Regions from separate parts of the Homo sapiens genome. Here all the other regions are linked to region 2. A link is a loop called in an ENCODE intact Hi-C map of the cell type or tissue named here. Cell type or tissue: IMR-90. All regions are shown on one strand.

The links. Hi-C counts contacts between places; a loop is a spot of excess contacts. Peaks named below come from ENCODE experiments on the same cell type or tissue, not always from the same donor. Only the 100,000 strongest peaks of a DNase experiment are listed, where the experiment ranks them.
Region 1: a loop joins it to region 2, with 8 times the contacts of the local background. A loop is called at or near these places in 82 of 110 quality-filtered maps.
Region 3: a loop joins it to region 2, with 10 times the contacts of the local background. A loop is called at or near these places in 42 of 110 quality-filtered maps.

The regions. Positions count from the first base shown.
Region 1 is chr12:42,568,056-42,570,555 of GRCh38, reverse strand. The region is part of intron 1 of PRICKLE1 (prickle planar cell polarity protein 1); the gene reads left to right. Among named protein-coding and RNA genes, the nearest start is that of PRICKLE1, 20 kb to the left of the region's middle. In IMR-90, a CTCF peak has its summit at 1,109 (motif pointing right); a DNase peak (open chromatin) is centred at 1,105.
Region 2 is chr12:42,481,801-42,484,300 of GRCh38, reverse strand. All of the region lies in intron 1 of PRICKLE1 (prickle planar cell polarity protein 1), which reads left to right. Among named protein-coding and RNA genes, the nearest start is that of PRICKLE1, 110 kb to the left of the region's middle. RefSeq lists enhancers at 1-362, 1,079-1,198, 2,413-2,500 and silencers at 549-808, 879-928, 1,319-1,388. In IMR-90, a CTCF peak has its summit at 1,340 (motif pointing left); a DNase peak (open chromatin) is centred at 1,290; H3K4me3 peaks cover 2,500 bases; H3K27ac peaks cover 2,132 bases.
Region 3 is chr12:43,281,325-43,283,824 of GRCh38, reverse strand. No RefSeq gene overlaps it. Among named protein-coding and RNA genes, the nearest start is that of LINC02461, 130 kb to the right of the region's middle. In IMR-90, a CTCF peak has its summit at 1,510 (motif pointing right); a DNase peak (open chromatin) is centred at 1,524.

The sequences.
Region 1 (2,500 bases), 86 kb before region 2:
GAGCCCACTGTGCCCAGCCCAGGAATTTTTACTTTTAAGAGGCACATTTGAATTTGGAAATCCACTGAAGTGGATATGAAAGAACTTTCCTAAAGGATTTTTTTTACTTATGAATAAACTAGGTGTTTTCTAGAAAGAGAAATATGGGTGCCATTCAAAATTGCCTAATCATAATTCTGTGAGCTGTTGAAATCAAACAAATGCCTTGATCAGTTGAGCTGCCAGATGGAATTTTATCTAAAACCAGTTCAGCTGCTTTCATACTTCAGGACTCCTGTGAATTTTATCACAAAATTACTTCATACTCCATTTGGAAGGTAGTTACTTAAGCATGGAGTATGACAATTGTTTAACAGTGCACAGTGAAACTTAAATAATTTTTGACTCAAGGAAGGGAGCTATATCTAATTGAAACATCTAGGGTAATTCAGGTAGGCGGTCATAACCGCTCAGGTGTCATGCACTATTCCAATTCAGATTGGCTAATGAGCCTATAAGGCTTTGCCTTGCTTTTCTTGAAAGTTTACTTGTCCATTAGCACAGTGCCACCTAACATCACGCTGGGACATTGATTTCGAATTGATTCACAAAGAAGTGCCGGGGGTCACTTAGTGACTATCTAGTCAATAGCAGGTGTCCTCTGCAGATCTTTCATTTCAGAGTCTGTGCTGTTTAGCTGATGACACAATCTTTCAGCTTTACCATCCCGAGCAGAATTTCCCAATGCCACAATGCTCATCTTAAACATGAAGACTGGTGAAGTGATATGTTGCCATTATTGATGCATCTGTTCCAGAGATTATGTCACCACAAAGGAGTTAATTGGTCTTGTTTTGAGGGTCATGTTTAATTGCATAGGTCAGCAAAGGAAGATAAATGACTACTTCTTTAAGTCTGTGCCTCACTTTTTCTCTAAGACAGCTGAAACAGTACAATCGATTTCCTTATCGCCACAGCTGGCACCATAAGAATGACATACAAGCTGAAAAAGATTACTGGTATATAAAAACCTGAGTTAATGAGTCCAGATAGTTAAATATAGAATATGCTTAAACCGACTTGCTCACAGAAATCTTCCCACATCCAACAGGAAGAAAGGAGGCACTAGATGGCAGTCTTCAACAAACTTGAAATGACATTTCCTCTTAAAAGAAATGCATTACTTAAAAGCAGTCATGTCTGTTCTGAATGAATTTAGGCTTGAGCTCTGCATCATAAAAATTGCAACTCTACGGGCATTATGTACTTTAATGTCACATTATCGAATTTTGTTTTTAAATGTAAAATGATTCCATATATACTTTAAAGGTCCATTGCTAAATTAATTACTGAGTTATTTTAATACCTGTTTTAACTTTACATTTTAAGATGCCATCAGAGAGCTTGTTTCAGGATGTAACAGCTAGGGAAAAATGATGGTATATCCATTAAGTGAAAAATTATGCAGCTGTCAAAAAATAAAGATGTAGAGATAAAGTAGTATGAAAGGATATTCAGGACATATTTAAGTGGAAAAGGCAGATTATAGACTAGTATGTATGGTGTGATCATTCTTTTATGGAAAATAGTATGCCTTCACTGTGTATTGGTATGTCAGTGTTGCTCTCTGAGAGATGGGACTATGGATTATGGATTTTTTTTTGTTTCTGCTTATCATTTTTCTATCAAAAAACATATTTCAGTAGACACCAGGGACTACAAAAGATGGGAGGGTAGAAGAGGGTTGAAGAATGAGAAATTACCTATTGAGTACAATGTTCACTGTTCAGGTGATGGCTACACTAAAAGACTAGACTTCGCCATCATGCAATATATGCCTGTAAGAAATCTGCACCTGTACCCCCTAAATCTATAAAAACAAATTCAATTAAAAGATATATTTCTTCTGAATTATGATAGTTTTTAAGATGTACATAATAGAATAAAATTGCCTTGCTGATCTGAGATGAACTTTTTGAAAATACTGCTTACAGTCATTTCATTTTATTCATCAAGCGTATTTGCCACCTTACCCTATGTGCTTTCTCATGTTGCTCAGTTAGTATTTACACCATGAGATTTTTGTTATTTAAAATAATGCGGGCTGGGCATGGTGGCTCACGCCCATACTCCCAATACTTTGGGAAGCCAAGTGGGAGGGTCACTTGAGCTCAGGAGTTTGAGACTAGCCTAGGCAACATGGTAAAACCCAGTCTCTACAAGAAAATACAAAAATTAGCCAGGTGTGGTGGCATGCACCTGTGGTCCCAGCTACTTGGGAGGCTGAGGTGGGAGGATGACTTAAGCCTGAAAGGCAGAGGCTGCAGTGAGCTGAGATCAGGCCACTGTGCTCCAGCCTGGGCAATAGAGCCAGACCCCATCTCAAAAAATACATATGTAAAATAAAATAATGCAAAAAGTGTTCCCTATTTTTCAAAGCATAGTGAAAATGAGGCTATATATATTAGCAAATTCTAGGCAGATCTCAAGGATGATTTATATGTTAATTTACTTTCTTTAG
Region 2 (2,500 bases):
TCGGGAGAATGGAGCGGGCGGGCGGCGGTAGGTGCTCGAGCCGCTAGGCTGGCCAAGGGGGTGGGTAACTTTTCGAGGAATTGTGCGCGCGGGACCTCGTGGAGATCGGCCAGGGGCACGGTCAGCAGTGACAGTTCCTGGAAAGCGGGCGGCGGCGGGAGCAGGCTGGGCAGGCGCCGCCCGCGGGCGGGAGCGGGGAGCTGGGTCCGGCTGGGATCGAAGGGCGGGATCGGCAGGAAACGAAATGGTTACTTTTTTTTTTTTTTTTTTTTTTTTTTTTTTTTTTTTTACTGCGGGCTCTGATTACTTTTGAAGATCGCCGGCCCCAGGCGGGCTCCCGGCGCTGAGCGGAGACGAGTTTTTCTCCCCGCAGAGGAGGATCCTGGAAGGACGCGGAGCTGGGGCTTGGGGGATGCAGTGGCCTGGACGAGGTGACTCCAACCCGGGGGAGCAGAGTCCGTCACGCCGGCAGGGACCGAGGGTCTCTGCGGAGCTGGAGGACCTTTTGTGGGATGCCTCACGGCTGCTGAGGGGCTGCAGCGGGTGAGGATCGCCGCGCTGCGCCGCCAGGGAGCTCGGCGGGGACCGGCCGGGGGGGAAAGTGCGTCACGGCGGGGCGGGGGCGACCCCTCGCCCGCCAGGCGGGGCCAGCACCGGGACGCGACCCGGGGGCGCGGTCCGCTGCAATGTAGTGGGGACCCGGTGCTTGCTGCCCCACCCTGCTGGGGTCTCCTCCGGAAATGAGTGGGTGCGGGTGACTCGTAGGGCACCCAGCCCTCTGTTCCTTCGGGAGTCCTCCGCTCCCGCTCCGGGCCGCCAGCCTCCTTCAGACGCAGAGCGGGCGGGCGGCTAGTGCGCGCCGAGGGCTCAGGGGCCGGCGCCGCGAGGGGCTGCAGGCCGCGCTCGGCCGCTGTCCGGGCCGCAGGTGGGAGCCGCTGTCTGGGTCCCAGGGCTGGATGGCAGCCGGCGGCGGGGACTGAACGCGGGAGGGCTGCAGGGTGCGCGCCGGCGAGGGGCTTCTCGTTGGAAGCTGAGGGACAGACGTGGGGACCCGTGGCTGCTCGGCCCCACCGTCCAGCCGCAGGGCGAGTGCTGCTCCGTGGAGGTGACACGGCGCCAAGAGCGGCGCGAGGCTTTCTGCTGGAGGAGGGTAACGGGGAATTCGAAGGCGACTGTTCTATGCTGGAGGACAAGGGGCACTGTTCTCTCGGGGCTTCGCGTCGGCGCCGAGGAGGGGTTCGCTCGCTGCCTCTGCGTCCTGAGCTCGGCCTCTGGCTCCTGGGGCCGGGGACGCAGAGAGGGGCTGGAGCCGGTCGACCCACGGCCCAGGGCGCCCCCTCGCGGCCTAAGCAGCGGCCGCCGCCTGGAGCGCAGAGTTTGCGGGGCCCAGGGGGCGCCGACGCCCGCTCTGAGGCGTCTCTGCTGCTGCGGCGGCGGGGATGGGGACGACCCAGGGGACCCCCTGCAGCCATCACTGGCAGCCCCATCAAGAATTGGCCGGCTGAGTTTTCCCAAAGTACGGTGACATCCTTTCCTTCTCGCTTCCTCCAGCCCCATTTTTAAAAGCTCGGCCTTTCCCGTTAGTCTGTGTCCTTATAAGCCAGGCTATGTGTGGAATTTGTTTTTACAACTCGAGTCTTGTGACTTCTCAAACACTTTCTTGAAGTGTTTTCTCTGGAAACTTGTTTCAAATGGGTGCTGTAAGTTTCACAAAGAGGAGTGTTGTTCAGGAGCCAACAGGTGACGGGGCGAAACCTGAGTCTGTGTGTACATTGGAGTCAAGTCTGGCTGCCGTTTCCTCGGGCCACTGTTGAAAATAGAAATCCAAAAAATCAATAGAAGACTGAGGAGAACACGATTTTGAGAAAATATCTGCATCCCCCATTATGGAAAATAATGGGCTCATTAGAGCACCGCCTTGTGTGGTGCCCCTCATTCCATGGCATGCATTTTGGATTTTGTCTTTACATACTCGTGTGCGGATAATCTGACCCTAGAAGCGCCGCGCTGGCGGAGGACCAGGCTTTGTCGTCATGTTTCCTCCTTTTGTTTCTTACTGTCATGGAATGTACTTGTGCATGAAATTAGAATGCTTTGAAAGAGTTCCACATTTCCTCTTGGAAAAATGGATAGTTTCTTGACCATTGGGTGATGTGTGATAGCCCACTCAGCTGTTGGGAAATGTACAAGCTGGATGGAGGTTTACCTCGAAAATGCTGGACGGAGGTTTACCTGGAAAATACAGAAAATACTAAAGGGCATATGGCCTAATGCCACTAATTGCTCGTATGGAAAACTTAGTAAAGGAATGTTTCATAAACAATATCTCCTGATAACTTCATTATGTTTTTATTTTTCAAATAAGTGAAATTGAATTGGGCTTTGTTGGCAGTGACTTTGTCTTTAGTAGACAGTAAGCACTGAATGCCCCTTGAGTGTGTGAAACCTTTAAAGAAATGACAGTTTAGTGTCTCTTTTACTGGAAAATTCACATCTCGAT
Region 3 (2,500 bases), 800 kb before region 2:
GGCAGTGTCTGGAGCTGGACAGCCTGAGTTCAAATTATAACCTCAACTAGTGCATTTAGCCATGTAATACTGGTGAAATTACTTAACCACTCTGTGTAAAATGAAGATGGTAATATTTTCTACCTGACAGGGTGGTTGTGAAGAGGATGCTAGCTACTCTATGAATTTTCCTGATAAAAGCACAATAGCAGATGAGTGGCACCTCTAGTAACAGATAATCTAGTTAACACTTAACCTGTGAAATATAATATTGAAATATAATATTGAAAGCATTCAAATAACATTACTAACAGCATATCTCAGAACATTAGGCCATCTTTGAACATGTGGCTCTAGACTGCAAACAGCCACAGCCAACCACTGAGGGACTCTCTCTGTCCTGTGTGGACAGACTGGATCCTTAGTAGTACTTCTATGACTTGGTGCAAGTCATCACCACATGTGCAGTGGTAGTAACACTAAGATTTCTCATTTGGCAACCAGCACATTTGACAAGAATATGAAACACTGGTGGGGTGGGGGATGGGAGCACAGGGGGCATGTGTATTCTTAGATTTAAACCTGTAGCTGCTCTTTTGTAAAATCCTTCTAATAAATATAACTTTCCTTCATGCTTTAAGGAAACATTTTTCATAGGATGTGAAGGATTTATGGTGGAAACTGCCTCACTGGAGATTCTAGGAAGCATCTTCACAGGGCCTAATGCTTTCTTACTTGGAACTCTCAAAGAAATGCAATTGAAGTGGCATATGATTCCTAAAATCATGGCAGGGCATTCGTCATTATCCTCATGAATATGGGATGAATGTTAGCCCTGTTCATTTAGTTTCTTCTGATCTAAGATCTTTTTATCCTGAAATTTCCACCCATAGTTGGCCTTTCATATCAAGCACAAAGACTTATGTACATTTTGTCTGATTCAATAACCTCTGGAGGAAGATAGCTAGTGTTATAGAAATGGAAAATTAATTAATAATACCATAGTATGCTCTTTTGTGCATCTCCATTATAGAGCAGCAATATGAGAAATTACTGGCTCCAACAAACAGGCATGTTTGTGTTGCTTTTTCTCAATTTGTGCAAGAACAATGAAAATCAGAATATTACTGTGGACAGATTTAACTCTGGGAACATAGAACTTCCTTCCAGTGCAATCATTTCAGTTACCTTTTCAAAAGGAAAATGAAACTTATTTTAAAAGCCAGGCTTACTTGAACTCAATGTACCCCCTGAGATCTGCCCCTCCCCACAATTGAAGCTTGTAACAGTGTTGTATTACAAAGACTATGAAGGAAATTGTACTCACTTTAAAATTATTTTCTTCCAATAAGTTCTTGTCTTCTTAATGAAATATATCATGTATTTACACATCATATTATCAAAAAGAGAAGACAAATAATTTAGCTTATATTATTAAATATGGCTAATTTAATATCCTACCACTACAGAAAGAAAATATTTGATTACTAAAACTGTTTTACTTTGAGGTGGACAAGAGAGGGCAGTCATGTATTTCATATCTAATTGTGCATACATTTTTCAGCTGTAAAGGATTGATTGGAGGAAAATGATTTTTTCAAAGGATTGCAAAAAATGTAAAATTAATATAAAACATTGACACACACATACTATTTTTTATAAGTAAAAACAAACAGGAAAAGAAACTTTTGGAAGATTACTATATAAATTGCTTTAAAGGTATTTGAGCAACCACATTAAAATAAGAGCAGACATAAAAATCATTTTCTGCTAGGCTTGATTTAATTCAATCTAAAATAAACAACCATTTAAAAATAATACTATTTGAAAAGAAAAGGAGAAAAACTCTTTTACAATCAAAATTTCACAGAAGCTAAATTTTGACTTGAAAAGAATGATGTCCTCTGACCTATAATATATAATCAAAATTGACAAAATTTATAACGGAAAAGAAGGGAATGGTCTCAACTCAGTTCCAACGAAAAGTCTGTTCCTGTCCCAAAGTACCTCCTAGTGACCTCCCATGAACCAGCCCACTGAACTGTCTGTGTGTAGGGGAGGTTGAGCTTGCAAACACTGTGTTGCTACAGGCCAGGAGGGAGCCAAGGGACAGGGCCTGCCCTGAGTCCTTGCCACTGCTGCCATTTTTTGCCCCCAGCACCACTCCATTGCATATCTAAAACATTTTCCTGCGGAGGATCCTAGAGCTTTGCAACTGAATTTCCTGAAATTTTTCAGCAGCCAGGTGTTAAATATAAAATCCCAGTAAAAGCCTTCAGAAAGATTTTCTTAGTTGACCTCAGAAGGAAAGGAGCCCTGGGGACAGCATCTTTATCCAAAGATCAAAATGTGAGGCAAACAGCCAGAAATAATCAGAAGCTTCAAAGCAAAGAAAGAAATCAGACTTTTTTCTTTTTTTTTCTGAAAGATAAGGGATTGTTCATTATAATCTTCTTCACAAGTATTCAGAGCTGGAGAACAAGTTTTAACTTTTGCTTTTTCTAATGTTTTAATGTTTTTA